2 separate regions of the Homo sapiens genome follow, and region 1 is linked to region 2. The links are chromatin loops, found by intact Hi-C in ENCODE. Cell type or tissue: A673. All regions are shown on one strand. Each heading gives the region's core, and the rest is flanking DNA. Links, peaks and the distances in the headings are about the cores only. Region 1 has its middle 150 kb from the start of ZRANB2-AS1. Region 2 overlaps LINC01788 (long intergenic non-protein coding RNA 1788).

Region 1 (8,000 bases), core at 1-8,000, 180 kb before region 2:
AGATATAAAAGCATACTGAAATAGTCTCTAGGAGTTCAATCTACATTTCCCATCACTCAGAGCCAGAAGCACTCAATCATTTGTTCCTGCATGTAAAAGAGGCTGACACTCAGAATGAGAATACAAAGCAGCTGTCCTTCAAGGTCCAGCCCTATTGTATACATAGTAAGAACACCCCTTCCCCCCAACTCCAACAACCTGACCACTGACAGAGTAGGAAACACGGTCATGATAGGAGCTGGGGGCTTTGCAGTCACCCAGCAAAGAAATAGGGGCAGTCGTCTTTAAGATAATAAATTAAAGTTAAATCATTTAGTAAAATAAGACAAAAATAAAGATAAAAGTAAAGGCAATCTGAAACAAGCTTTGTATCAAAACAACAACAACAACATGCTGAAGAAAATAAGGAAGAAAATTGGTAGCTTTAGGTTTTTTAGTTCAAGCTTGCACCTCTGTGGGAAAGGCTAGTGTCACTGAAGTGTGGCTGAGGTGTTTTCAGAATCCTTATAACTCACAGGTTGCTTCTGACATATTCAAAATTCCTACCATTACAGTCATTGCATCCAGAAAGTCTAGTGAAGTATTGAAGAGTCTAATACTGAGTCATTGAAGGATATAGTACAATTACACCCTATGACAATTGGTGTGAACTTTTATCTATTTTCTCTCCTAATCTCTTCACCAGGCTTTTTATTTGCTTATCTCCCTTAGTTCCAGTACTTAGGATTTTTATGGGGGTTATTGTAACAAACTTACAAACTGATTTCTGTTTCTACTCTAGTCCCCTGCAACTTACCCTTCACACAACTACTAGCATAAAACCCAAATATAGTTTGTTCCCTCCCTAAAACTCTTGAAAAGCTCCTTAAGAGTAAAATCCTGCAGAGTAAAATCCAAGCAGAAGCATAAAAGCACCATATAATCTGGCTCATGCCGATTTCCTCTAACCCCTCACTCTCTCAGAACTCCTTGCAATTGCTTCAAAACACATTAGTGATTCATGCTTCTATGTCTTCTCTCATGAGATTTCCTGTTAGCCTGGGATACTCTTCTCCTCTTCTAAGGCTGATCAATTTTCATTCATGCTTTGAGACTCAGTCTGGGTGCCATTTCCTTTGGGAAGCCTTCTCCTTTTCCTGGAGTGAATTATATATATGCACCACAAGTTACCATAGTGTTTTTTTCTCCCTCCAACACTACTCCTTACATTGTATCACAACTGTATGTGTAATTGTCTCTATTCCCCACTAGACAGTAAACAGTAGGAAATCATGGACTGAATCTCCAGCACCCAGTAACATAATGCTAGGAACAGAACAGATGTTTAATAAACATTCCTCTAATGAATTCACAAGCTGTTCCTGAGACAGATTCTACCTGGAGCATTTTGGCATATATTATGCCTTTTAATCTTTCAGCAACAAATCCAATCCTTTCCTTTTATATGAGAATAGTCCATTTCTTGGAGCATTCTTCAAGCATCAGGCTAAGGTAGGTGAGTATTATTACACCAGGCAATTGAAGGAAAGAGAGGATGCTCAGATGGGAGGTGAGTGATGAAAGAGGCAATAGTTAAGAAAGAGGAACATAAAACAGAGATCTTAAGACATTACAACTTTGATGTTATAAGAAAATTGTATCTCCTTTTTTGAGATTTTAGAGGGAAAAAGGAACATGAGATTATATCACTGTATATTATTAACTAGGTAATATGTTCACTATTTTATATGCTTTTATGCATTAACTTACTTAAGCCTCAAAAAACTCCAGAATATAAATACTATTATTACCCTCATTTCACAGAGGAGAAAACTGAGGAACAGAGAAAGAACTAACTTTTCCAAGGTACATAGCTAGTAAGTGGCCCAGTGATGATTATCAGCCTGAGCAGTCTGAAACCAAGAGACTGTGCTCATGACCACTACACTATGTTCTTTCTGCATGATGCAGTTACAGTGCAGAGGGGTAAATATTTTAACAAGTTGTAGCAGCAGCACTGATGGAAGACTGGTGGTCAAGGAAGGCATTCGAGAGGAGATGAGGAATAATGAAGTCTTAGAGGAGCAGGAATTAACCAAAGGGCAGGGAGTATATGAGCATTTTAGGAAGAAGGAGTGATGTCTGTAGAGATGAGCAGGCTGTGGAGAAGAATCTACCACCTTGATCTGGAGTTGTAGTTATGGCTGAATACCAAAGAAAAGGGGAAAGGAGAAAAACAGGAAGACCAAGATGGACATCAGTGTGTGTTGCTCAAGTTCATACTCAGTAGAATTGGCCTGGGTTGCCCAGCAGGGATGTAGGAGAAGTCCTTCTTGATAAGACCACAGTTCCCCTCACATGAGGATGCTGGGCAACAAGGCTCAAATGGACAATTCCCAGAGCCAGCAAAGGACTGGGATGCATAGGAGACACTAAATACACACTATTAAGGTAAAAAATATCCATAGAGACCTTCTTTCCAATTACCCACTCCCCAACCCTCACTTTTTTTTTTAAATCAGTGAGGACCACATGTTCAAATACATTAAGTGATATGTTCAAATAGATTAAGTAGTATAGCTCCTTGGCAGAAAGGTTGGGACTAGAAACAAGGAAATGCAGCCTTTTTCTTTGAAGAACTGATGATATTTTAGGGAGATACAAATCAAACAAAAACATGTTGAAGTCAATAACAGCACAGCATCTCAATAAATGCAAAACAAACAAACAAACTTATTTCACAATTTAAGTTCTAGGTGCTGAAGGGTTGACTGAGTAAAGGTGGAAACCAGGAAACATTCCTGGAGCAGGTGAGCTTTTAACCAGGTTTTTGTGAAGTGATGGACCTTGGCTGGAGGCAAAGAGGACTGGAAGAAATGAGCTCCTGAAGGGGAGACATGTCTTATGATACTATGATATATGCCAGTTTGGTGGGTTGTACCGGCAGGCAGCTTGATAGAATGGAAACAGCAGACACGTGGGAGTCATAAAGAACTGAGGTCAAGTTGCTGACATTCATCAGCTACAGGACCATCAGCTGTGGTTCAATTATTTGATCCCATGTGTTCTCCTCTATTCAACGAGGGTAGAGGTTCTCATCACTTAGTGGTTATTGTAGTTACAGAGTCATTTGGTGACAGCAGGGATTGATATCCTTAGAACTCCTCTTTTTTACTATTCATTGAATGAATTCACAAATGAATAAATGAGTGAATGGATTGCCGGTTAGATTTTCTTCAAGCTAAAGAACACTTCAACCCCTTCAAGCAATGGAAATGTGACACCAGTGCATTCTAGCATAATCAGATAAAACATACCTCACTGTCCCTAACCTCCTCTTATGTAGCTTGCCTGGGAGGACAAAGGAAAGGGGAACGGGGTCTCAAGATCGCTGAGTGGTGGGCTGTTTGATAATACAAATATAAAAAGGAAGAGGCATTCCACAGACCTCAGGCACTTATCCCTAAGCTTCTGAGAAACACCGTTCCTCATCGGATCCATGGGTGGAGGCACATCTAACTTACTTTTACATCCTATACAAGGAGTGCCTAGAGTTTTACTCCTACTCAAACTACAGGGAAAGAAATCCAGCGTCCGCATTTAGAGTATCAAGCCATATTGTGGGATATTTTCTGAGGTTTGGGTCTGAAACACCTAAATGTTGTGCTTGTTTGTACTCTGCTATGTCAAGGAGAGTCTGAAAAGCTCCAGTCCTGGAGGAACACTAACGCCTAGTCAAAAAATTAGAAAAGAGCTGTTGCAGTGTAAAATATCATAAAATCTTAGGGTTGGATGGGACCTTGCAGCCACCCCTGATAAGGGTTTTCAGACTCTGTGATTTTAAGAACTAGTAGAATTTCAAAAAGCAAAACAAATAAAAACAAAAATAAGAATTTGACCTAAGAAGGCTGTATTAGCTTCCTAGGGCTGCTGTAACAATTTACCACAAGCTGGGAGGCTGAATGGAAATTTACTGTCTCACAGCTCCAGAGGCTGTAAGTTTGAGATCAAGGAGTCAGCATGGCTGGTCTCTACTGAGGACTGGGAGGGATAATCTGTTCCAATGCTTCTCTTAGCTTCTGGTAGTTTTCTGGCATTCCTAGGCATTTCTTGACCTGTAGATGGCATTATCCCTGTGTGTTCACATCATCTTCCTCTTTGTATACATCTGTCTCTGTGTCCAAATTTCCCCCCTTTGATAAGGACACCAGTCTTGAATTAAGGCCCACCCTAATGTCCTCCTCGAAACTTGATCATTTGCAAAACCACTATTTCCAAATAAGGCCACATTCATAGATACTACGGATTAGGACTTCAATATCTGTTGTGGGGACACAAGTTAACTCTTAACAGTAGCCAACTAGTAATTTAATTAAGTAAGGACATTTGAAAAAAAGAGAAAATACATGCATCCTACTATCTTCATCATTTTGAAGAAAAGAGATTTTAACTCCTAAAATTTTAGGAATGTTATCATTTCACTGCAAAGGGCAGTCTTTCCCAGAAAGAGTAGCTGGAATCTTACACCAGACAACATGCACATATGCACTGCAGCACTCTTCTTCCTAATCTTACTCCAGGTTGTCAGAGACATTGCCACCAACCACTAGGGATCTGTGAAAAAGTTTTATTTGGTTCTCCTGGTCTAGTACAACTGTTTGTCCACTGCTTAAACCTCTTTTGCAACCACCTTAGCCTGAGCTTTGAAACTATAGTTCTTACATGTGATAACAGACACAATCAAAACAAGAGCTTATGCTGTTACCTTAACATCACACTTCTGTACCTAAAATTATGTCAGACCAAATTCCTTTCCTGTTCTCTGAAATTTCTTCAGCAAGTATGCTATGGGTTGTTTCTGTGAAACAGAAACTTGTTTTTGTGAAATCTCACATCAGGGACTGAGCCAGGCATTCTAAAGCATCTTTATTTATTTTTATTTTTTGCAGCATCTGGAGTCTGAATTTCAGCTCTGTGTCTGTTCACTTGGTTTACAAAGTGATGCTGATTTAATCAGCTCTTACACTGGATTTTATGTAAATGATTTTGTAGTTGTATACCATGAAAAGTAACCACTATTCAAAGGCAATGAGTAATCATAGGCAGCCACTTAAATTTTGGGACTACTTTTCTTTTATTTGTAGCCAAAGACAAGTTTCCTCAAGCTGGCAGAATACTAACCACATGAAGCTTGGATTGTTTGAGTTGCTATTCATGACCAGCAACTGACTTTGCCTTATAAATGTCCAGAGATCCTGATACACAAAGAGTGTGGACTATCACTTGTCAAATATTTTGAGAAAATAAGAAAAGAATGAGTAAAAATTGTGGCTTAAATATTATTTGTAATTTCTCCTATTTGTCATTTCTTTTGTTAAATGCTATGCTCTTGCTCCTGGTGCTGGGGGGAACTCAGTATTGAGATGTCAATAATCAATTGAAATCAATAATCAATTGAGAGTCATTTGGTGACAGCAGGGATTGATATCCTTAGAACTCCATTATATTTGAATCATCAAACAGCCCACCACTCAGTGAGATGTCAAGAGAAAACCTTTGAGAGAAAACTAAGGGAATGCTAAGAAAGTCATGCTGTAGGTGAAGAGATTGGATTTTGGTGTCAGATATAGGTGGTTTAACCCCCCAACTTTGCCATTCAGCTTTGTGTGATTTCAGGCACAATACTTAAACTCCCTGGGTATTAGTTTTATCTCCTATACAATGGAATTAACGTCTACTCCTTAAGACTGTTATAAGGATTCACATACCTCTACTGGAGATAGGGTGGGATGAGTGGGGAGAGGACTTTCAAGAAGCAAACAGTAAACTAAATATACTTTTGCCTAAAGGTGAGGCTTGATCAAATTCCACAGGAATTGTTATCCATAATAGCACTTCATTAAAAATATTCTAATTTTCTTCCAGGAGTTCAATAATTATGTAACATACTTTTTGGGAAAAAAAATGAGTTTGCCTCCAGCAAGAGTAGAAGAAAACCAAATACGCTTCATACCAGACAACCAAAGTGTTCTGAAATATAATAAACTATCCAAGGTCATGTAGAAAACTAGGCATTCAATGTAGTTTTCTGGCAGACTTGCAGGCTCAAAATGCTATTTGGTAAACAGAGTTAAAATGATGATTGTCACAAAACTTCATAAGAAAACAAATTTATCAGGCACTCTTTTTTTTTTTTTTTTTTTTTTTTGAGATGGAGTTTTGTTCTTGTTTCCCAGACTGGAGTGCAATGGCATGATCTCGGCTCACTGCAACCTCCGCCCACCAGGTTCAAGTGATTCTCCTGCCTCAGCCTCCCAAGTAGCTGGGATTACAGGTGCCCACCACCACGCCCGGCTAATTTTTTGTATTTTTAGTAGAGATGTAGTTTCACCACGTTGGCCAGGCTGGTCTAGAAATCCTGAATTTAGGTGATCCACCCACCTTGGCCTCCCAAAGAGCTGGGATTACTGGCGTGAGCCACCATGTCCCACCTATCAGGCACTTTAAAAGATTATTTTTCATTCTGACCAAAACCAAATTGTGGTTCTTAACATTTAATAATTATTTTGTAATAAGGCTGTTATGTGTAGATTAAATTTTTTATTTTATTTTTAATAAATATTGTTGGATTTAAGAAAATGTTGAATGGGGTATGGAGGATATAGAAGATGTAATTAAAATATCAAGGAAGCAACAAACAAATGAATTTTCTCTGTTGCTCTTATTCCTAGCAGCAATAGACTTTGGAACATTTGCATACGTTCATCTTGGCAGTAGTTTTCAAAGGAATTTTTTCCTGACTTATTTTAACACTTTGTGTAATAAAATCCTATAAATTCGCAGAAAAGTCCTGACTATTCAGGGAAGAGTTCTTACTCATGTAAAAGGCATTTCACATTTCTGCATGAACACTGACATATGAACTTAAAAGCTAGAATTTAACTTAAACAATGGTTTGTCTGTGCTCTTGTCACCTAGTTGGATAAGGCAGATGCTGGGGAAAGTCCTGGTGATGTAGCCTCCTCAGCTCCTCAGGAATCACAAGGAAAGACATGCAGAAAAAAGACCCTACTACCATTCCCAGGACATTGGCCTTGTCCTGATGTCTTTCTCCACGCCACAGTCCTATAGCTGAAACAAGAGGCGGTGTCCTGTGGGAGGAGGCAGCAGGCTGTTCTAGAATTAAATCTAAGCATTGGCACTTAGCTGCATGACTTTAGGCAAGTGTCTCAGACTCTTTAAGCATCAGCTTCTCATCTGTACCATGGAGATACCAGTATCTACCCCACATGGATTATTAGAAAATTAGGCTAGATGGTACAAGGTGCCTGGCACATAATGGGTAAATTATCAGCTTCTAACCTCAAACCACACAGTTATGGCATATTGCATGAGGAGAATGAGGATCTGAGAAAAGCTGGTAAACTAGATTCCATTTGTTCCTTGTTTAGTTCTAGTTTGTACTCAATAGTAAGGAAACGTTTTTTTTTTAGTTGGACATTGTTTCTGCTTTCCAAGAGGCAATCACCTACTCACAGAAAGCACATAGATCAGATATTATTTAATATGTATTACAGGATCTGCTGTAGATGCAGTATTATTTTACGTGCTAGGAAGATATGAAGGTGAAGTAAGAAATGTTCCTACTCTTTTTTTTCTTTCTTTTTTTTTTTTTTTTTTGAGGAGTCTTGCTCTGTCACCCAGGCTGGAGTGCAGTGGCACAATCTTGGCTCACTGCAACTTCTGCCTCCTGGGTTCAAGCAATTCTCCTGCCTCAGCCTCCTGAGTAGCTGGGACTACAGGCATGGCCCACCACACCCAGCTAATTTTTGTATTTTTAGTAGAGACGGGGTTTCACCATGTTGGCCAGGCTGGTCTCAAACTCCTGACCTCAAATGATCCACCCACCTCAGCCTCCCAAAGTGCTGGGATTACAGGTGTGAGCCACCTCCTAAGGAGGTTACAATATGTAGAGGAAGAAGACAGGGGATGAGGATATGTTACTCCTTGAATAGCTAGTA
Region 2 (17,303 bases), core at 5,231-13,230:
CTGAAATCTAGCTAACTACATGACTTCCAGATGTATTTATCTACCTTCTAAGTCTTTGGCATTGAATATAGTGTGTTTTGTCTAGGCTTGCATAGAAGAAAAGAAGATTAGAAATTACAGTGATGGATAATGAATACTGTGATAAAGATGTTATGCATTGTTGTGGAAGAAGTAGAACAGAAAGGTCTTAAGAGTACAGACTCTGAAGTCAGACTGTCTGGGTTTCATTCTGGCATGCCACTTGCCACTTGAAGAAATTATTCAGCCTCTCTGAGTCTCCTGGTCTCATTTGAAACTGCAGCTACTAATAGTTGCTACTTCATAAGGTTATTGTGAAGATTAAATGAGCTAGTATAGGGAAGCGCTTGGGCCAATGCCTGAAATATTGGTTATTGTTACATGCAGAGGGTACAAATGGCAACATATAAGAGGTGTCCCCAAACAGAGTTCTAACCAAGAGGCAGTCTGGAGAAAATGGTGTTTGAGTTTATTATTGCAGGACAGGTAGGAGTTAGTCAAGTGTGTGTGCTTGTGTGGGCCTGGGGTATTACAGTGAGGGTGGATTAGGCAGTGAGTACCGCAGTCACACAATCATACCATCATAAAAGTGGGGATGGAAACAAGGAGTAAAAGAGCATGGCATATTATAGAAGTGCAGGGGACATTTCTAGTGCAAGGGTCCAGGGGTAGGCAGTAATGAAACACAAGGCCACACATTTGAGGCAAGTCATAGGAAGGCTTTGCACACCGCACTAAGAAAAAAAAAGTATTTGAGTGCCTGCTATGTGCCAGATGCTGTTTTATTTTGGAGACTGGGTACCACAGTGAAAAATGCATAGCCTCTATATTTGGCATGGCCTAACTGAAAAGATAAATACATAATTAAATGATAACATGATAAATGCTTAATTGAAGATGTAACAAGCACTATGAAAGCACAATGCCTAAGTTTGTTTTTCCCAGAGACATAAGCAACATCTTAACAGATAGGTAAATGTTCACCAAACAACAGGCAAGCAATCAGAAAGGTTATGTCATTTACCAAACAACCGTTAATTATATAGCACTATGTGCCAGACCCTTTAAAAATATTATATGAGGGCCGATTAGAAACAGCTGTGGTCCATGGCTCTCATGGAGAGAAATGAAAACAACAAGTGAATTCAGCACCTTCAACTGACAAATCCAGGTTCTCTAACTGGAACTGACTAGGCAATCAACTCAACCCACAGAAAATAAAGAAAAGTAGGGTGAGGCAACAGCATCCAGGAGCTGTGTGGAGCCAAAGGAACCCTCACCCCCAGCCAAGGGAAGCAGAGAGTGATTGTGCAGCCCCACCCAGGAAATCACACTTCTCCCATGGATCTTTGCAACCCACAGATCTGGAGATCCCCTCATGAGCTCACACCACCAGGGCCTTGGGTTTGATACACAGCACTGTGCAGAGTCTCAGCAGAGCAGTCACTCAAGCACACACAGAGACCCAGGAGTTTTACAGTCTCCGGCTCCTGAAATCCCAGCAAGGCGGGAGTTCCATCTGTACATTCGCATATGAAGGGAGCTGAATCCAGGGAGCCAAGCAGCATTTTTCTGTTGGCCCCACTTCCACGGCACCTCACAAGTAAAAACCCGCTGGCTTGGAATTCCAGCTAGCCACTGCAGCAGGCTGAAGACTGCCTGAGATGGATGAGTTCCAAGAGGGAGGGGTAGCTGCCATTTCTGTGGTTAGGTCAACTCAGCCATTCTAGCCTGCCAGCTCCAGGCAGTCCAGGTGATTTCGATGAGGAGGAGTCCCCCATAACACAATACAGCTACTGTGCCAGATCATAGACAGACTGCCTCTTTAAGTGGGACCCCAATCCATCCCTCCTTCCTGGGTGGGGCCTCCCTGCAGGAATTTCAGCAACTCCAACTAGAGTTATATGGACAGAACTCTGATCTCTCCCTGGGACAGAGCTCCTGAGGGGAGGGGTGGCCAACATCTCTGCAGTTCAGTCAGCTCAACCTTTCCAGCCTGCTGGTTCTAGAGAGTCCAGGTGGTCTGGATGAAGAAGGGTTCCCCTCATTGCAGCACACCTGCTCTCCCCAAAGCAACCAGGCTGATTCTTTAAGCAGGTTCCTGATCCCATTCCTCCTGACTGAGTGAAACCTCCCAACAGGAGTCTCCAGACACCTCCCACAGGAGCGTCCAGGCCAGCAACAAGTCAGTACCCCCGGGACAGAGCTTTCAGAGGAAGGAGCAGGCTGCCATCTTTGCTGTTTCACAGCCTTCACTGGTAATACATCCAGGTAAGGGAAAAACCAAGGCAACTAGGGTCTGGAGCTATCTCCCAGCAAACAACAGGAGCCCTACAGAAGAGTGACCAGACTGTTATTAAAAAAAAAAAAAAAAAAAAAAAAAAAAAACAGAAAGCAATAACAATGTCATCAACGAAAAGAGATCCCACAAAAAAACCCATTCAAAGGTCAGAAACCTCAAAAATTGAAGGTACATAAGCCCCCAAAATGAGAAAGAATCCATACAAAAATGATAAAAACTTAAAACGCAAGAGTGCCTCTTCTCCTTCAGATGACCTCAACACCTCTCCAGCACAAAACTGAGCTGAGACTGAGATGGCTAAATTGACAGAAGTAGGCTTCAGAAAGTGGGTAATAATGAGCTACGCTGAACTAAAGGAGCATGTTGTAACCCAATGCAAAGAAGCTAAGAATAAAGATAAAACAATATAGGAAGTGATAACCAGAATAGTCAGTTTAGAGAGGAGCAAAGCTGACCTGATGGAGCTGAAAAACAGAACACAAGAAATTCACAATGTAATCACAAGTATTAATAGCAGAATAGACCAAGCAGAGGAAAGAATCTCAGAGGTTGAAAACTGTCTTTCTGAAATAAGATAGGCAGACAAGAATAGAGAAAAAAAGAATGAAAAGGAATAAACAAAACCTCCAAGAAATATGGCGCTACATAAAAAGACCAAACCTATGATTGATTGGGGTACTTGAAAGAGATGAGGAGAATGGAACCAAGTTAGAAAACATACTTCAGGATATCATCCAAAAGAACTTCCCCAACCTAGAAAGGCAGGCCAAAATTCAAATTCAGGAAATCCAGAGAACCCCAGTAAGATACTCCATGAGAAGTTCAACCTCAAAACACATAAGCATGAGATTCCCCAAGATCAAAATGAAAGAAAAAATATTAAAGCTGCCAGAGAGAAAGGTCAGGTGACATACAAAGGAAAGCCCATCAGACTAACAGTAGACCTCTCAGCAGAGACCCTACAAACTAGAAGATTTGGGGAGCCAATATTCAACATTCTTAAAGAAAAGAATTTTCAACCCAGAATTTCATATTCAGCAAACTAAGCTTCACAAGCAAAGGAGAAATAAGATCTTTTTCAGATAAGCAAATTCTGAGGGAATTCATTACCAACAGACCTGCATTGCAAGAGCTCCTGAAGGAAGCACTAAATATAGAAAAGAAAAACCATTACCAGTCACTACAAAAATGCACTGAAGTACCCAGATCAGTGACACTATGGAAGCAATCACATAAATAAGTCTGTAAAATAACCAGTTAGCATCATGATGACAGATTCGAATTTACACGTAACAATGTTAACTTTATATTGTAAATGGGCTAAATGCCCCAATCAAAAGACACAGAATGGCAAGCTGGATAAAGAGTCAAGACCCATCAGTATGCTGTCTTCAAGAGACCCATCTCACATGCAAAGACAGACATAGGCTCAAAATAAAGGGACAGAGGAAAATTTACCAAGTAAATGGAAAAAAAAAGCAGGGGTCACAATCCTAGTTTTTGACAAAACAGACTTTAAACCAACAAAGGTCAAAAAAGACAAAAAGGGGCATTATATAATGGTAAAGAATTCAATTCAACAAGAATACCTAATTATCCTAAATATATGAGCACTCAATACAGGAGTACCCAGATTCATAAAGCAAGTTTTTAGAGAACTATAAAGAGACCTATACTCCCACACAATAATAGTGTGAGACCTCTACACCTCACTGACAATATTAGACAGATCATTGAAACAGAAAATTAATACACATATCTGAGACCTTAGCTCTGGATCCAATGGACCTGATAGATATCTACAGAACTCTCCATCCAAAAACAAGAGAATATACATTCTTCTCATCACCACATAACACATACAGAAAAACTGATCACGTAATTGGAAGTAAAACACTCCTCAACAAATGCAAAAGAACTGAAATCATAACAGTCTCTCAGACCACAGTGCAATCAAATTAGAACTCAAGACTAAGAAATTTACTCAAAAACATGCAACTACATGGAAATTGAACAACCCATTCCTAAATGACTCCAGAGTAAATGATGAAATTAAGGCAGAAATTAAGAAGTTCTTTGAAACTAATGAGAACAGAGAGTCAGCATACCAGAATCTCTGGGATGCAGCTAAAGCAGTGTTAAGAGGGAAATTTATAGCACTAAATGCCCACATCGAAAAGCTAGAAAGATCTCAAATTAAGAACCTAACAACACAACTAAAAGAGGTAGAGAACCAATAGCAAGCAAACTCCATAGCCTAGCATAAGACAAAAGATAACCAAGGTCAGAGTGGAACTGAAGGAGATAGAGACACAAAAAACCCTTCAAAAAAATCAGTGAATCTGAGAGGTGTTTTTTGGAAAAAATTAATAAAATAGACAGACTGCTAGCTAGAGTAATAAAGAAGACAACCGAGAAGAATCAAATAGCAAAACTCAGAATTGATAAGGGGGATATTACCACTGACCCCACAGAAATACAAAAAACCATCAGAGAGTAATATAAACACCTCTATGCACATAAACTAGACAATCTACAAGAAGTGAATAAATTCTGGACACATACACCCTCCCAAGACTGAACCAGGAAGAAATTGAATCCCTGAGTAGACCAATAACAAGTTCTGAAATTGAGGCAGTAATAAATAGCCTACCAACTAAAAAAAGTCTGGGACCAGAGGGATTTATAGCTGAATTCTACCACAGGTACAAAGAAGATCTAGTACTATTCTTACTGAAACTACCCAAAACATGAGGAGAAGGGACTCCTCCTTAACTCATTTTATGAGGCCAGCATCATCCTGACACCAAAACCTAGCAGAGATACAACAAAATGAGAAAATTCAGGCCAATATTCCTGATGAATATTGATGCAAAAATCCTCAATAAAATACTAGCAAACTGAATCCAGCAGCACATCAAAAAGCTTATCCACCATGATCAAGTCAGCTTCATCCCTTGTATGCAAAGTTGATTCAACATACACAAATCAATAAATGTAATCCATCACATAAACAGGACTAAAGACAAAAACCCTGTGACTATCTCAATAGATGCAGAAAGGGCCTTCAATAAAATTCAACAACCCTACATGTTAAAAACTCAATAAACTAGGTATTGATGAAACATACCTCAAAATAATGAGACCCATTTATGACATACCCACAGCCAATATCATACCAAATGGGCTAGCTGGAAGTATTTCCCTTGAAAACCACCACAAGACAAGGATGCCCTCTCTGACCACTTCTATTCAACATAGTATTGGAAGTTCTGGCCAGAGCAATCAGACAAAAGAAAGAAATAAAGGTATTCAAATAGGAAGAGAGGAAGTCAAACTGTTTCTATTTGCAGATGACATGATCCTGTATATCTAAAAAACCCCATTATCTCAGCCCCAAAGCTCCTTAAGCTGATAAGCAACTTCAACAAAGTCTCAGGATACAAAATCAATGTGCAAAAATTGCTAGCATTCCTATAATCCAAAACAGGAAAGCAGACAGCCAAATCATGAATGAACTCCCATTAACAATTGCTACATACAGTATAAAATACCTAGGAATACAGCTAACAAAAAAAAGTGAAGAACCTCTTCAAGGAGAACTACAAGCCACTGCTCAAGGAAATCAGAGAGGACAAAAACAAATGGAAAAACATTCAATGCTCATGGATAGGAAGAATCAATATCATGAAAATGGCCATACTGCCCAAAGTAATTTATAGATTCAATGTTATTCCCATTAAACTACCACTAACATTCTTCACAGAATTAGAAAAAAACTATTTTATACTTCATATGGAACCAAAAAAGAGCTCAAATACCCAAGACAATTCTAAGCAAAAAGAAGAAAGTTGGAGACATCACACTACCCGACTTCAAACTATACTACAAGGATACAGCAGCCAAAACAGCATGTTACTGTTACAGAAACAGACACACAGACCGGTGGAACAGAATAGAGAACTCAGAAAAAAGACTGCACACCTACAACTATCTGATCTTCAGCAAACCTGATAAAAACAAGCAATTGGGAAAGGATTCCCTATTTAATAAATGCTGCTGGGAAAACTGGCTAGCCATATGCAGAAAATTGAAGCTAGACCCCTTCTTTACACTTTATACAAAAGTTAACACAAGATGGATTAAAGACTTAAATGTAAAACCCAAAACTATAAAAACCCTAGAAGAAAATCTAGGCAATACCATTCAGGACATAGGGACAGGAAAGGATTTCGTGATGAAAACACCAAAAAGCAATTGCGACAAGAGCAAAAATTGACAAATGGGATCTAATTAAACTAAAGAGCTACTGCACGGCAAAAGAAACTCATGAGAGTGAATACACAACCTACTGAATGGGAGAAATTTTTGCAATCTATCCATCTGACAAAGGTCTAATATCCAGAGTCTACAAGGAACTTGAACAAATTTACAAGAAAAAGCAAAAAACCGCATCAAAAAAGTGGGCATAAACAGACGCTTCTCCAAGAAAGACATTTATGGGGCCAACAAACATATGAAAAAGGCTCAACATTGCTGATCATTAGAGAAACGCAAATCAAAACCAAAATGAGACCATCTCACACCAGTCAGAATGGTAATTATTAAAAAGTCCAGAAACACAAGGTGCTGGTGAGGTTGCAGAGAAAAAGGAACACTTTTACTTCCTGGGTATATACCCAAAGGAATACAAATCATTCTATTGTAAAGATTCATGCACATGTATATTCATTGCAGCACTATTCACAATAGCAAAGACATGGAATCAACCCAAATGCCCATCAATGATAGATTGTAAAAAGAAAATGTGGTACACATACACCATGGAATACTATGCAGCTATAAAAAGGAATGATATCATGTCCTTTGCAGGAACATGGACGGTGCTGGAAGCCATTCTCTTCAGCAAACTCACAGGAACAGAAAACCAAGCACCACATGTTCTCACTTATAAGTGGGAGCTGAACAATGAGAACACATGGACATATGCAGGGGAAAAACACACATTGGAGCCTGTTGGGAGTGAGGGTGGAGGGAGGGAGAGCATCAGGAAGAATATCTAAAGGATACTGGGCTTAATACCTGGGTGATGGGTTGATCTGTGTAGCAAATCACCATGGCACACGTTTACCTATGTAACAAACCTACACATCCTGCACATGTACCACTGAACTTAAAATAAAAGTTGAAGGAAAAAATATATATACATGCCGATAGACTTCTGCTCGCTTATCTCCTGGCAAAAAAAAAAATATATATATATATATATAATTAAACTTTATAATAACTCTTTGAGGCAATTTTTATTATTCTCTTTTTAGAGATGAGGATCCCTAAGATCACACAGTAAATCCATTTTCTTGACTCTAACTACATACAACTATATATAGTTTTCTTGAGAATACAGGACTCTCCATAAAGTAAATATTATATAAGTACCGTATTTGTCAACTAGATTAAAGGAGGTTCAATTCTTGTCTGTATGTGAAGTTTCAAGTTTATAATAGTTTCCCTAAAAAATAATTTTTATTTTAAAATTTCAATGAAGAAATTCCATGGAAAGAATTCCATGGAAGGATTTGGAAGTTGCTATGATAGACAGCTGTGAAACACAACCATGTCAATACCCATACATTTAAAACTTCAGAGAATCTCTACATTATAAATTTCATAGCTGGTAAGACTGTTTCTTTCCAACACCAGTAGTCACACCATGATCACACTGCTCTTGCCCTGATAGTGAAGACAATAAGCTGTATTTAATCAGAGGGTTAACTGAGGACCACACTGATCATAATAATCTCCCACATTCTGTTGCTGGCAGGTGAGGGATAAAGTTGAAGATCATGGTAGAAAGATACAGACAAAGAGGAACATCTTTTCTTTCTCTCGTTTTTCTCCAAAGGTGTGGAGTCTCTCTGCACATCTTGTCAGACAGAAGAAAGCAGTGCTGTAAACATCAGAAGGGAGAAACCCCTTGTTCACAATAATGATGAAAAAAATATTTATTGACTGACTGACTTCAATTACTCACAATGTCCACTTACAAACTGCTTTCTTGTTTGTTGTCTTCTTCAGCCCTCATAAAATCCCTGGGATAGTTCACATCATCCCCCTCTTAGAAGGAAAAGGAAGCTTAAACAAGTTCAATAACAGAGCTAATTATAATTAGGGGATGGACTTGCACCTGGAGAGTCATTCCCAGTCCAACACATTTTACACTCCATCCCATATCTCTAGTTGATAGGTCTCTGAAATTAGTCATGGCCACAGGAAGATATTAGACTCATCATTAAATGAGCCTCTTGAGGCAATGAGGTTGATCTAATGCGCTGACTGATGGATAAGACGGCCAGGGTCATCTGGCTCCTCTTGATCCTCATCCTGTGTCTTTGCCCCCTTGCTCACTATTCTCAGCCACATCAGCCTTCTTGTTGTTCCTCGAGCAGCCCAAGTCCAAGCATGCTCCCCATTTGCCGCTGCCCCATCTGGAATTCTCTTCATGGCCACTTCCTCACAAGAAACTTGAAATAACATCACTCTCTCCTCCTGTTCTCCTTATCACTCTTCTCTGCTGTATTTTTCTCCATACCTCTTAGCACCATCTGGCATAGTAGATATTTTACTGGTGTATTTGTTTGCTATGTGTTTCTTCCCATTAGAATGTAAACTCCATCATAGCAACGATTTTTTTTAAATGTGTTTGCTGTATTTCCAGTACCCAGTGACTGGCAAATTATAGACACTGAAAAATAAATGGCAAGAGAGAGGGAAGGAGGGAGGGAGGGAAGACAGGGAGGGAGGGAGGGAGGGAGGGAGGAAGGAAGGAAGGAAGGAAGGAAGGAAGGAAGGAAGGAAGGAAGGAAGGAAGGAAGGAAGGAAGGAAGGGGAGGGAGGGAAAAGACTTGAGAAAGGCTTGAATTCTGACTCCACTACCTTCTTCCTGGCTGGGTAACTTTGAGTTACTTTATTCCTTGATCAGTTTCTACCTCCCTACAATGTAGGGTTTAGATTTAAACACTTCTACGAGCCCAACACTAAAGTTCTATCATTCTGTGCTTTGTGATTCTATGTTTCCCTTGGCTACTGACACAAAGAAGGAGGTAAACAGTTGGTCTCAAGGGAAAAGGGCTGTACATATCTGTGGGCTCTTCCTCCTGCTCCTGTCACCACAACAACTAGTGTGTGGAGCACAACTAGCCTGACCCTCTAGTGAGTAAAAAACTTATCTATTTGGTTTTATTTAAGAAACATCAGGAAAGCTACCACTTGAACAAGAATATCTTTCCCTAGAGGTTTTTGTTAATACTCAAAATTCTACAGTAGACAGAATTCTTGTGGGCACTATTCCTTATCAAATCAAAAATGTCCTTTGAAACCTCTTATTGGTCACCAATAAAGAAGAGGACTTTGGAGTCCAGGAGACCTGGATGGGAAGCTTGATGGCTCCAAGAACTTGAGCAATTGACTTACCTCTCTTAATCTTCTATTTGCAATCTGTAAAATGGGGGAAATTTATGGTAATTGCTTTACAGGGCTTTTGTGAGTATTAAATGCAATGAGCCCTTTAAAGCAACTCAGTAAGTGATCAGTAAATTGTAGCTATTTTCATCCTTTTGGATAGTGTAGGAATGATTTTATCTGATACAAATGATCAGCCTCTAGAACGGGTGCTGGACTTGTTAATAGGCACATTCTGGGTAAGAGAAGAAAATACAGCGTTAGAACACAAGAGTAAATACCTAGTTAGAAAGCCAGAAAATTGTGTGAGGAGACTGGGGCTACTGGGCAGTCTGGAGTCACAGGGCTGCATCAGGAAGAAAGGCATCAAAGACCCAAACTTGGTCTGCAGTCATTTCAGCCACAATCCTCTTTCCCAATGATGTTTTAAATCTTTGAAATGCACTTACTGACTTTTTGGTTAGCCAAGGCCACAGATCATTGTAACTCAGAAGATATCATACATCACCTCACATTAAATCAGTGCATTCCTAGCAGACACTCAGTTCTCTCTGCAGAAGAAATGGCCATTATGTAGTGGCTCTCAGTTCTTGGATCAGCCAGGAAAATTATCAGCAGAGGTCAAAGTTGTTTGAGAAAAGCAAGGAAAGTACTGAAATCTAAGGCGATTCCCAGTCATTAATCAAGACTAAATGAAAACATTGTTTCTGTGCCTAACGCACTGACATCTTGTGTATAAACTAGAGATTTCTTTTCTTGTGTACAAAATTTTCATTTCAGTGATTACATCATGTTTCAAAACATGGAATGTTTTGAATGCCAAGGAAAAGGAGTGGGAAGTAATCCAGAAAAATAGCTTTGTATCAAAAATAAAAAGGAATAAGTGCAAGTGAAATTGAGGATCATTATGAGTGTCTGCCTCCTAATTAAGCCAGCTCCTGTTTTACCAAATATCATTAAGTGTTTTTTTCATATTCTCACCATCTTTTGCATCAAGTATCTGAATTGTGTAATACTCCATATTAGGCAATAATCACCATACTCAGTAAGAAAAATTAAAACTAAATTTTTAGGGCAATAGAAATAGGAAATGGCATTCTCTTAAATGTATTTTTTACCGCCTGATAAACTACACATTTATGATGTGGCCTCTTCCTAAATAATTCAAATTTGGGTTAGTGCAATATCTGATTCAATATTTGACTTCGATAAGTATTGGCAAATTTGAGGACATTTTTCTTGACTCTGAAATAATTGTTTGCTCCAAATAACTAAGTAATATGCAAATATCAGCCATTTGGCATTTCTTAAAGACTGCTCACAATGCTAATGTCAGACTTAGGAACTCCTCCCTTGCAGGTCACACTGCACCTTATATATGTGGTAGCACAATTCACATTGAAGTGCTGTTTTCTGTCTCTCCAGTTAGGCTGCCAGCCCTTGAGGGCGAAAACATTCTAATTCCATCACTATCGTGGTGGCCTGGCACACACTAAGCATTCTTTTTAATATATTTAAAAATAATAAGCAAATATTTGATGAATTGGTCACCACTGGGAATGTGAGATTATGTTAGATTCAACTGAGCTTACAAGTTAGTTGGATACATAACATATGCAAAGGTAAATGACCATTCAAGAGTTGAAATACCATCAGAGGCTAAACTTTTATAGGGAAGAGTACCTGGACTATCACTTTTATGGAATGAGGATAAACAGTACCTCATGCTGAGTAGGAGTTTAGGCTCTGAAATCAGATGGAACTGGGATAGTCACTTGACTTTACCATTTGCCAGCTGTGTAAACTTGGGTAAGTTGCTGTCAAAGAACAATGAGACCATTACATGATACCTGAAATAAAAAGACAAAGCTGAATGCGTTGCTACTACAGAAAAAAAAAAGTGGATGCTTTAGATCAGTCACAGGCTCTGTTGGTCTTCAGTGGGTTTTAAGGGAAGCATGCAGTTCAAGGAGACTTGGAGAGGTGAAGATAAGTTAACATTATTTTTAGAAGTTTGATTACTGGGGATAGGGACTGTGGTGGATTGGTTGAAACTCTGGGATATGTTTATTGGAGTGAATCCTGATTGGCTAACTTTCAGAAGCAAAGAGCTGGCCCTGATTAGTTGGTTTATAAAAGCGTGTTCACTGCAGCAGATGTTGAACAAGTAACTGGGTTTAAAACCAGTTCTGTTGACTACTTGTTGCCAGGGCTACAGAACAATTAGTTTTCTCTTATGTTTGCAAAAATTTATTTAACCTTTCAAAATTTTGTTTTTTCAGTCTGTAAACCCCACAGGATTTTTATGAGGATTTTAAGAGATAATGCTCACAAAGAACATACACTAACTTGCCACAAAGTATTTAATAAAAGTTACATTTATACATTTAACATGCACACAAAACATTTTGTCTATAAGGTAAATAGAGTTTTTATGAAATGTGACCTGAATACTTTTGCCAAACATCATAACACATTGTCATCCACTTCCTCTCTTCTTCAAGACCGAGTGTAAATACACATATTAACTAGGAGTCTGCCTTCTTTCTGTTCTCCCTTAACCTGCCTTGTATTCTGATGGCATGCAATAAATAAAAGAGATGTCGTACAGTGCACTGAGAGAAAATGGGAGGTGTGGTAGACTAGATTATTTTCTCTAATCCTTCACTCTCACCTTTTAATAAAATTGTACATCCATGCCCTTGCCACATGACCTACAATATCTCCCACCAGGTTAAGTAGAGTACATGTCTCACCTCACTGTTCCCACTCTTGGCCATGAAAATTGCTTTGGCCAATGGATTGTAGCACATGTGGTGCAAACAGTTTTAGGTTTGCTTGCAGTATTTGGCTTGACATTCTGCATGGCTCCATTCTACATAGACGTATGTGGGAAGTAAAAGCATAGAGGATCTCTGATGCACAACTAAGACAATATGGATGAGTAACAATTAGATGAGACATATCTAATGTGTATGAGTGTCAAGGCTTGTCGGTTAAGAGCAAGCATAATTCTCTGGCAGAAACGATGAAGAGAACTTAATACCACATTATCAATATTATAAAAAGATTTTCCTAGAAACAGATTCCAAGACTTCTGAGAATGAATGATGTCACACTTTCAGAGGTTCTTTCAGTTAGGGTTCTTTGCTTGAAAGAAATACAATCTGACATTTGTCAACCAAAGCAAAAAGGAAAATTATTATAGAATGTGGTCTACCTTATGGAATCAGATGATCAAGGTGGAAGTTAGAGCAGCTTTGAGCATGAACTAATGGACACTGGGTTAAATGAGCTACAATTGGTTTTGTCCATGTGTCCTTCCCCACAAGTTTCCAAATTCCAGAATAGTGAGTCTGATTGTCTGGGTTTATGTCACATCCCTCTGCACAACTAGGTTACAAATAATGGACGAGAGATAAGTTATTCAGGAAGAGGTTTTCAATTGACAAAAAATGAATACTGGATACCGGGTGGCAAAAATAACAACTGCACAGATGCACAGCTCTTGTTTGGGTTATTTCACAGACTTGTATTGTGGAGTGTTTTGCTCAGTTCTTGGCCCATAGTAAACACTCAATAAATATTTGTTAAGTGAATATTGAATTAATGAGCATTGAACGAATGATCTCAAGTTCATTGACAATCTCCAATTTTCATCTTCTGTATTGGCCAGGCATGGCTGCTCACATCTGTAATCCCAGCACTTTGGGAGGCCAAGGTGGGAGCACTGCTTGAGCCCAGGAGTTTGAGGATTGACGCCAGCCTGGGAAAAAAGGCAAGAACTCCATCTCTAGAAATATATATATATATATATAAAATGCATATATGAGCCAGGCATGATGTTGCATGCCTATAGTGCCAACTACTCAGGAGGCTGAGGTGGGAGAATCCCTTGAGCCCAGAAGTGTGCAGCTGCAGTGAGCCATGATTACTCCACTGCACTTTAGCCTGAGCAACACTGTAAGACCCTATTTCAAAAAAATAAAAATAAAATAAAATAAAATAATAACACCAAAATCTGTCTTATCATCCACTCATTTGCCTCAAAATACATTTGGATGCTATGATAGAAATTATTTAGAAAATTTAGTGCTCTACATAATTATAAGGGAGTTGAGTTTCTTATATACAATAACTTGAATTTGTTGGACGCTTCTAATAGGCCATCCACCCTGCTACGTATCTTACATAAATCATTTCATTTCATTTGATCTTCAAACTCTATAAGGTAATAATGTTAGTAAGCAACCTTCTCCTGCTTCCATTTTACAGATGGAGAAACTAAGGCTGGGGTGGGTGATGCTGTATGATTTGTTTAAGATGTCATCGTAAGTGACAGAGTAGGGATTTGAATACAGAATTGCATTACTTCAAAGGCTACACTCTTAACCACTAAACCTAACAGCCTCTCTGACTTTTCTGATCTAGAAGGATCTTGCAGATTTCAGGATCATTACTGTTAGCAAAAGTTATCTTTGAAATATTAATATACAATGTTGGGAAAATGGCACACCATGTTATTTGAGCCCTCTAGTTTAGATTATGAATAATTCAAATATTATAAAGTCAAATATCATGTGTCTTAGAAAGTGTTACCTTTGATTAAACTAATATTAAAAGTCTGTGTAAAATTTCAGAACAGCTTTGATTCCCTAGGTTAGATCCATTTCCATAAGAATTATATTAATTTATGAATGTCTAGTTAATTTCTTTCATGAAAGGATTATAATTTCAGATACCAAGGGTTTGGCCAAAATAAAGATGTCTCTTCAAAACTAAAATATAAACTTAAAAGTTTAAATTACATATTCCAGATTATTTCTCATAAACGTAGAACTCTCATTTCAAAAGACTAGAATGCAATAAACTGTTTATATTTTAAATTTCTAAACTTTCAGAAGAGAAGCTAACTGGTGCCCGTCAGCTCATCACTATTTTAAACAATTCATTTGCATTTCATGGCTATGAGGTTTGTCTTTTCTCTCTTTGTAAGGTGTTCCTAATAGGAACAACTTTGAAAAAAAGTATACTTTGTTTTCACTTTTGCGTTTATTTTTATAACATTTTCAACTTATCTACACAATGAAAGGAAAAACAAGTTCAGGAAGTTTAGGGCCCTGACTTTTTTCCACTCACACTACTATTACTAAAAGACTTGGAAGCCTAAATTATTTATATGTAATCTACATTGTCTGAATTCAATAACGAATAATTCAAACTTTCATTTTGGCTCAGCAAAATAGCTTTGAGGGACAAGTAAATATGGTTTTTGAAGCGGTGGAACTACTTTGACCCGGTAATTATTTATCAACTAGAATGCCTCCAGGTACTGTTAACCAAAAATACGAGTAAAATCTTCTCAAATAATAAGAACCTTTGAAATTCTTTTAACAAGAAATTCAAAGGTGGGGAAGGCCCAGAGTTGGTTAATTTGGCAGTTCATATCACAGCTCTGCATCTTCTATTCATTGATTTTTGCCCTTGGGCTTGTGCCTTCTTCATTGCAAGAGGACTTCTGCAGCCATGGGCAGCAGATCCCCACAATACAACCTCCACAGGCTGAAAACAGGAATGTTCCTGATTGGTGCCCTCTCTGTTTTCCCAAAAGTCAACAGATCATCCCTGACCTCTCCTGGCCAGAAGTGATTCGCTTGCCTATTTTTAAACCCATCACAGGCAGGCAGAATGGAATAAATTGCCCTAGGACTATTAAGACGTATTCCCTGTGCTGAGGAGAAACCCAGGTACCCATGAAGCACATAGCCCCAGTAGATAAAATTGAATTTAATACATAAATGGAATGAGGGATGAATTATTGTTGGACAGACAACTGAGAGTATCTGCCATGGATTTTTAGCTACTTTTTTATAACACTTAAAATTTTTCACACTCTTTTAGATATGTGTTTTCATTCTTCAAACAATCTGGAAAAGGGGAATGGAAACCTGATTATTTCTACCCTACAAATGAGAAAAATGAGGTCAGAGAAGCTATGTGGCTTGCCTAAGACCATGAAACTAATAATAGCATCCTAAATCTACATTGTATTCATTTTTTAAATAATCACAATATGTTAGGAACTCCTAAACAACAGGAAGTTATATTTATCAATTTTCCTTTTAAAACATGCAGGCCTTTATATATTATTTTTTAATGGCAGAAAAATAGGAATCTCTCTGACATTTCTCCTTCTGATATGCATTTCTGTTTGGTAGGCACATTAACCTACTGTGAATCTGTGTAACACCCTCATACAAAGAAAAAAAAAGTCTTTATAATTTAATGTGGCAAAAAGTTGAAAACTATTTCAAAAGAAAAATGAACTAATTTTGCTATGGTTTGCCAACATCCAACCTGTGTGACGATGACACTGAATTTTACTGATGCAGAATTACAGAGAATGTCACTATCCTTAAGATCATTTAGTGCAATAAAAGACAGAGAGGGAACCTAGTGGAGTCAGCTAGCCCAAATTTTGCCTCTGTGCTGGACAAATAGTTAGATTCTATCTCACTTTAAAATATCTGCAGGGAAAGATAATTTTTAACCAGCAGTGATGTTTTTCTAAATTGATGTAAAATGCTCCAGATTATAGGTAACTGAACTCATCTCAGTTGTACTCACAAAAGGACCTTTCCTTACCTTTCTGTGAGCAAAGAAGATGCGCTGCTATGAGGGTATCATTCTCTTCAGTAAGGTCAGGTTTAACCTTCTTGTAAATTCTGCTACCTCTCCTCTTTTTTAGAAGGTTTTATTACATAGTAAACTCTAATTTATTCATTCTTCTCACCATTATTTTTAGAATGCAGCAGTCCAATCCCCTAAAAAAGTAAGTAGTCATGAAGGATTCTTTAACATTACCTTTTATGGTTTTCAAAAGCATGTTACTTCTACCAATCTATTCTATAGGAATATGTCAAAATAATGAAAATTTGGGAAGAAAATAAATGACTATCCATAGAAGCACAGTTAAATACATTGTTGTACAATTGGTCCTTGAACAACATGGGGGTTAGGAGAGCTGCCCCACCCCATGCAGTCAAAAATCCAAGTATAACTTTTGACTCCTCCAAAACTTACTTACTAATAGCCTATTGTTAACTGGAAGCCTTACTGATAACATAAACAGTTGATTAACATTTTTTTGCATGTTATAGGTATTTGTGATGGTTAATACTGAATGTCGACTTGATTGGATTGAAAGACACAAAGTATTGATCCTGGGTGTGTCTGTGAGGGTGTTGCCAAAGAATATTAACATTTGAGTCAGTGGGCTGGAATAGGCAGACCCACCCTTAATCTGAGTGGGCACAATCTAATCAGCTGCCAGTGCGGCTAGAATATAAGCAGGCAGAAAAACGTGAAAAGAGAGACTGGCCTAGCCTCCTAGCCTACATCTTCCTCCCATGTGGGATGCTTCCTGCCCTGGAACATCAGACTCCAAGTTCTTCAGTTTTGGAACTCCAACTGGCTCTCCTTGCTCTTCAGCCTGCAGGCGGCCTATTGTGGGACCTTGTGA

Evidence for each region. Hi-C counts contacts between places; a loop is a spot of excess contacts. Peaks named below come from ENCODE experiments on the same cell type or tissue, not always from the same donor. Only the 100,000 strongest peaks of a DNase experiment are listed, where the experiment ranks them.
Region 1: it touches region 2 in a loop (2.4-fold over the local background); 3 of 110 quality-filtered maps call a loop at or near these places.

Annotation. Positions count from the first base shown.
Region 1 is chr1:70,892,497-70,900,496 of GRCh38, reverse strand. It overlaps a transcript of PTGER3 not described here. Among named protein-coding and RNA genes, the nearest start is that of ZRANB2-AS1, 150 kb to the left of the region's middle. In A673, for the core only: a CTCF peak has its summit at 4,082 (motif pointing right); a DNase peak (open chromatin) is centred at 4,066.
Region 2 is chr1:70,712,431-70,729,733 of GRCh38, reverse strand. It overlaps LINC01788 (long intergenic non-protein coding RNA 1788), which reads right to left. Exons shown (of 7, transcript NR_125938.1): 5 at 16,427-16,605. Among named protein-coding and RNA genes, the nearest start is that of LINC01788, 15 kb to the right of the region's middle. In A673, for the core only: no CTCF peak of the experiment used is centred there; DNase peaks (open chromatin) are centred at 8,603, 9,023, 9,383 and 9,853; H3K4me3 peaks cover 800 bases; H3K27ac peaks cover 4,223 bases.